2 separate regions of the Homo sapiens genome follow, and region 1 is linked to region 2. A link is a loop called in an ENCODE intact Hi-C map of the cell type or tissue named here. Cell type or tissue: HepG2. All regions are shown on one strand. Each heading gives the region's core, and the rest is flanking DNA. Links, peaks and the distances in the headings are about the cores only.

Region 1 (2,905 bases), core at 111-2,610, 120 kb before region 2:
AGGCTGACACTGATCAAACAGTAACGGCAGCCATGGTCCCCTGTCTTCCTCCCAAGATGTAACTGCTATAGGGCAGGAATCTAGCACCATGCCAGGCACAGAATAGGTGTTAAATGTTAAATAATGGAATGAAAAAGTTAGAAGGGAATTTTCGGGGGAGTATACATTTAGGAATAATCTATGCCCATTTCACATGAGGAAACCCTTCTCACCCATTCCTTGCGAATACTCACACTCATTCCTTAGGAAACAATCTCAATCCTTCTAGATTTTGAGACATTTTGAACTTCCTACATAGTATAGCGCAGTTGATTTTCTTTCCTTTCCTGGTGCTATTTCACGTGAGGCAATGCAGTGCTGTGGTCACAAGTTTTGGGATCAGACCTGGTTCAGTCACTTACGAGTTTGTGACCCTGGAGCCCCAGTTTTCTCATCTGCAAGATGGGAGGATACTACCTACCTCATGGAGTTGATCTGAGGGTTGAAAGAAGTACCTTACCACCTGTGAGACAGCATTATGATTGCTGTTGTGTAGGTTGGGAAATGAAGACAGGAAAGGTGAGGAGCCTTCCCACAGTGGAAAGGGGACGGGAAAGCCTATGGGGGTTGGGGAGCGAGACCTGGGCCAGGCCATCTTATCCCAGATCCTGTGCTGCCTCTGCAGCACCATGAGGTACAGGACCACATGGCTTAACAGACATTCAGTATTTCCCTCATTCCTCAGTGAGGCACCCCTAAAGTCTTTCCAGAATGGACTTCCAAGGGGTGAGTTCTCAGCAGATACCAGCTCCAGCCCGGAGTTGCCCTCACAGGGTCCAGCAGCTAATTCAACCTTTTAGAGCTCTCTGTACTCCCAAGGTTCCGTCTGACCATTCAAAAATGGCTCATTGTCTGGGAATGGTGGCTGAGGCTTGTAATCTAGCACTTTGGGAGTCCGAGGCAGGAGGATTGCTTGAGTCTAGGGCCAGTTACTTGGGAGGCTGGGGTGGGAGGATTGCTTGAGCCCAGGCGGAGAGTGCAGTGAACCCTGATCGCACCACTGCACTCCAGCCTGGGCAACAGAGCAAGACCCTGTCTCAAAAAAAAAAAAGCTCAGCCCTATCCATGCATATGGGACCACTTTGTGTGCTTGGAAATGCCCCCTCCCATAAGGCTTGGGTTTCTCTTGCAAGGGGTGGAGGCACTCCAGTTGCTAAACACCTTTCTTGGGTAGGGGATTGAGGAGACAGGATGCCTTTGGAAGAGCATCCCCTAATGCACAGTTCCATCATCCCTTATAGTATCTGCAGCTCCTCCAGCTCCTGTTTCTATCTGTTACTTCAGGGGCTGAACTCAAATATAGGGATCCAGAAGCAGCAGGGGAGGCCTCTCTGCAGTCTCCTCACTAGGGGGCAGCAGCGGCTACGGGAGGCCTCCCAGCCCTGGGAGGGGGAAGGGAAATGCTGGGCCAGCAGGTGGCAGTGCCCTTCTTGGACCCAAGTAAGGAAAAAGTCCAAGTACCCAGAGAAAGGGAGGGGAAAAAAATCCGTATCCTGTAAAGACCCAGGTTCCACTTGTCCTTGAAGATCCCGCTGAAGGTGTCACACTCCCTCCCTCCAGGAGGCTCCCTGGACCCCTCAGATCCAGATAGGTGATCCTCCTCCATTCCTGCCTCCTGGAGAAAGAATTACACTATCACCTGATGAGTGATACCTGACTCCTCCAGAACCCTTCAGGGCAGGCATTTTATTCATCATTTATTTTAAAAATAACTGGGAGTCAGAAACAGATGCTAAGAGGAGGCACATTCTTCAAGTTTTCTAAAAGAACCCTTTCTACTTTGGATAGGACAAAAATGAGCTTTGGCTGAATGAACTGAGACTAGACATAAGAAGGACTGAGCTGCTGATGAGTTATGAATGGAAGACTAACACGCAGTCTCAAGGCAGGAGAAGAAGAACATGTGCTGTTTTCCTGGGAGTGGGGCAACTGGTGGTGGCTGTGAGAAGGCAGAGCTCTTCAGAGGGGACAGCCAAGAACAGGTAGTCACTGGGGGCCCTATTTAGCCTGAGAATGCAGGAGGGATTGTTTTATGGGGTCCTCCCTGCCCCTCAAGACACCCTTCCGCCCCATCCCCACACCAGGGTGCTAGAGAAGATAGGAATATAGATTTTAATCATTGTGCTGCTGCTATTAACCAGAGTGCAATTAATCCATCTTTTGTGGATTTTGATGCCACAGTGTAAATGAGAGGGTTTCACACAGAAACACTCTGGGGGCCTTCGGTGACAAAAGGGCTAGGCCTCTGGTGGGGAGGGGGTGGCAAAAGGTGAAGTGGAATTAGGAGAGATGTGGGGAGCAGACCCAGGGCTGGGAGACTGCTCCTTCCCCATCACACATGCCCATCAAGGACCCCAAGAGGAAGGGATTCTTCCTGCCATGGCCTGGGCTGTCCAAGTGAGCCTGACTTCCCTTCCAAGGCAGCTGCCTCTAGCTTCATGTCCAATTCTCGCTGAGTAGATGAGGTCCAGGGTAGGCCCACAGTTGACCACCAAATGGTGAAGAGATATAAGCCAAGGGAGAAGAAAGTGGTTTGGAACCCCCAATCATTCTCCATTTTTCATCCTAAGCTACCTTAAAACTAGTTCAGAGCTGGGGAAAGACAGCAACAGCAGTCTATCCTCTCGGTCAGAACTGCTCTACCTGCCTCCTGGAGATGGGGGTGGGGGGAGGTGGGACTCACAGGAGGGAGAGGTAGGAAATATTCCTGTGCCTTTCTTTGCCTGTGCAGTAAGTGAAGACTCTCTTCAGAGTCAGCTCTGCAGCTGGTGGAGTCATCTGTGCCTCTTACAGTTTTCTGAGATTGGTAGGATTTGGAGCTATAGAGAGGTCAACTTAGAGCCCCAAGGCCAGACTCCACTGGTTG
Region 2 (2,905 bases), core at 198-2,697:
GAGACCCAGGGGCAGGAGAGCAAACACGGGCAGAAGCTGGGGGAGTCTCCGCAGCCTGGGTACCCCCAGCCTCTGCATCTGATCTCCAATAAGCTCCAAGGTTGGGCTGTGGGAGGGAGGACACAGGGAGGTTCTTGTGTTACAAGAATCTAGCCTCCCCAAGTCCAGGACCCAGGCCACAGTTTTGCCTCTCAGCCAATAAAGCTGTTAAAGAAAAATATAAGAATGGGTCATTGGCAAACTCACATGCATTTCAACCTGAGCAATTTATGAATATCGAAATGTCTCAGTGTCTGCCCAAGCACTATTCCTGCCCCCACCCCTTTTCTTCCATGCCCCTCCTCAACCCCCATGGGGTGATGGTGCCCCAGCCCAAAGAACTATGGAACTGGGCTCTCCCAAGCCCCTGTGGAGTACCTCTTGGAGGAGGAGGCAGACAGAGATGAAGGGTGGGGAGAATGGCTTCAGGGACACCACTCATTTATCAAATATGCACCGAGCACAGACAGTGGGATGGGCACCGTGCTAGGCACCAGGAGACAGCACTCAGGGAGGCCCAGCAGGCAGTCCAGTGGGAAGACAGGCCCATATGCATATGACTGCAATTCAGAGCAGTCACGTCAGCAGGACTGTGGTCTCCCCTGCCACCCAGTCTTCATGTCACCTCTTCCAGGGTTACACTGAATTTGATCCTCCCTAGTTGAGGGTCTCTCCTTCCTCTTCATGCCTTTAGGATGGTAGTCCCCAGCTCTGAGACTCCTGGATGTTCTCTTTGTGTGTGTGGGGTGCGTGGGATGGGGGTGGGGGGTGGTGGTGTATGGGCAATGGGAGGGGCCCTGAGTCTCAGAGAGTGCCCAATACTACTTGGAGGAAGTGTTATCTGGTGTGAGTGTGTGTGTGTGTGTGTGTGTGAGAGAGAGAGAGAGAGATCCTCTTTTCCTGCCTCTGTGGCAGCCCCAGTGGAGCAATGGAAAGCCGGCATTGAATGACTGAGAGATAGAAGTTGTTTGCAGCCCCAGGCCTCCGTTGTGTCCTCCTGGAGGGCATAAGCCACCAAAATTACCCCTAAAGGGGGTTTCTTAGAGGACAATCCCTTTCCCCTCAATTCAGAGCTCTTTCACCAGGGGTTCCCATCCCAGCCTCAAAAGAGCTGACTTTTCCTCCAAAGTTAGCCCTTCTTAAGGCTCAAGTTGAGAAAAGTTGTTCACTGGCAGATTAAGGTATGTAAAAAAAAAAAAATCGTCAGGAAAGATTAAATCAGACCAAAAGAAGAATTTGTTAATGAGGGTTGAGGAAAGGAAGGCAGTATACAAGCACTTCCAAACGGAGGCTGTGGAATGTTGGTCGGAAGGGAGGGCTCTCCCTTGGGCCCCCAGACGCCCTCTCCTGACCAGCTCAGCACTGGCAGGGCTGGCCAGCTCTTGTTCCCCGGGGGCACCCTGTTATGGACCCTTTCTCAGGAAAGGGAGCACCTATCCTTGTCTAGCTGCCTTCCTGGGCCCCTACCCGGCCAGAGCTCCTCCTCCAGGTGGGCTCCTAGCTCCGGCCTTTCTTAGGCATGCAAGGGCCCCAGGGATGGGGAGGCAGTGGGAGGCAGGCTTATGGCCAAGAGGTCTGGCCAGACCTAGACCCCACAGACACAATGGCTAGGAAGGACTCTGATGTGTGTGGGGAGTAGCTGGTGTCTCCTCTAAGCCTGGGACCATGTTTGCCTCCACATATACTGGAGTTGGTGGTTTGGCCCACGGACATGGCTTCTCCCAGGCCCCAAACTGGGGTCTCCTGGGGCCCTCTGTTCCAAGGGTACCAGACAAACATATGCACAGGTGTCACAAACCCCTGATCCCTAACCCCTTTACAGCCCCTTCCTCATACCACTCCATACCATGGGGTATAAAGGAAACGGAGGAGGCACTCCAAGCGGGTTTCACTCAGCGGGGACAGGAGGATCGGCTACCTCCGGAGCCAAGGCTCCCTCTCACACTCCCCCCAATCCCACCAGCGGCAAAATCCTTTAAAAGGAACAAAGGCAATGGGGGCGGGGAGGGGGCTTCCTCTTTGGTCGACCTAGGGCGGCGGCTGACGCAGCCCGCCGCCGGTCAGCTTTCAGGTGAGTGCCTGAACCCGCATCCCGCCCATGCCTTAGGGACCCCTCTTCGCCCAGCCAAGCCCGGGGCGGGGAGGAAAGTCCCCCTCAGCCGCACTCGGGCCCCCAACCCGGCCAAGGGGTCGCCAACTCGCGGCACTTTCTGCCTGTTTGTTTTCGCTCAGTACTCACAGTTTAGATGCTAAGCCGGCTCCTCTTGCACTCACTTCCTTTGTGTCTCTCTCTCTCTTTCTCTCTCTCTCCCCCTCACCAATCTCTTTCTTCCCTCCTTGTCCGATTCTCTGCTGTAGCTTCCAGTGGAGAAAAATAATTATTCTTCAATGGGTTAGCACGGGGCGCACGCACACACGCGCGCGCACACACACCCCGCCGAGGTACCCAATCAATGCACAAATCTTCGGGGTCCCTTTAACCTCTGCGGATGACTCCGGGAGTTAATTATGAAGCCTATTTCGGCGCGGCATAAATATGCATTAAGGTAGGAAATAATCGATACGCTGAACTTCTGGGAACTGGCATTTAGACGGACTCCGTCTCGCCGCCCCCCACTCCCTCCATGGCCCCACGAGCCACCTCCACAGCCTCGCGCCTTCCCGGGGTCGCAACGCCTATCACAAGCTTCTACCCGGGTTTCAGGGGGCCCCTGTAGTGGCGTGGGCGCCGCGCCGGTGCCGGGAGACCCCCTCGTGCGCCCTCTGCGGTCGGGGCAGACCCTCAGCCGGAGCTTCTTCCTCCCCCACCCCTGCAGGCCGGGCCCAAGCTGCGACACCCCCAGCACGGGCTCAGCCTGTGAACAAA

What was found. Hi-C counts contacts between places; a loop is a spot of excess contacts. Peaks named below come from ENCODE experiments on the same cell type or tissue, not always from the same donor. Only the 100,000 strongest peaks of a DNase experiment are listed, where the experiment ranks them.
Region 1: a loop joins it to region 2, with 2.5 times the contacts of the local background. A loop is called at or near these places in 1 of 110 quality-filtered maps.

Annotation. Positions count from the first base shown.
Region 1 is chr1:205,334,382-205,337,286 of GRCh38, forward strand. KLHDC8A (kelch domain containing 8A) reads right to left here. Exons shown (of 6, transcript NM_018203.3): 6 at 1,680-2,905. Among named protein-coding and RNA genes, the nearest start is that of NUAK2, 14 kb to the left of the region's middle. In HepG2, for the core only: a CTCF peak has its summit at 1,418 (motif pointing right); a DNase peak (open chromatin) is centred at 1,430; H3K27me3 peaks cover 292 bases.
Region 2 is chr1:205,453,639-205,456,543 of GRCh38, forward strand. BLACAT1 (BLACAT1 overlapping LEMD1 locus) reads right to left here and starts at 2,407. Exons shown (of 2, transcript NM_001397426.2): 1 at 2,279-2,407. It overlaps LEMD1-DT (LEMD1 divergent transcript), which reads left to right and starts at 2,420. Exons shown (of 3, transcript NR_148934.1): 1 at 2,420-2,585. In HepG2, for the core only: a CTCF peak has its summit at 1,373; a DNase peak (open chromatin) is centred at 1,364; H3K4me3 peaks cover 323 bases; H3K27me3 peaks cover 2,500 bases.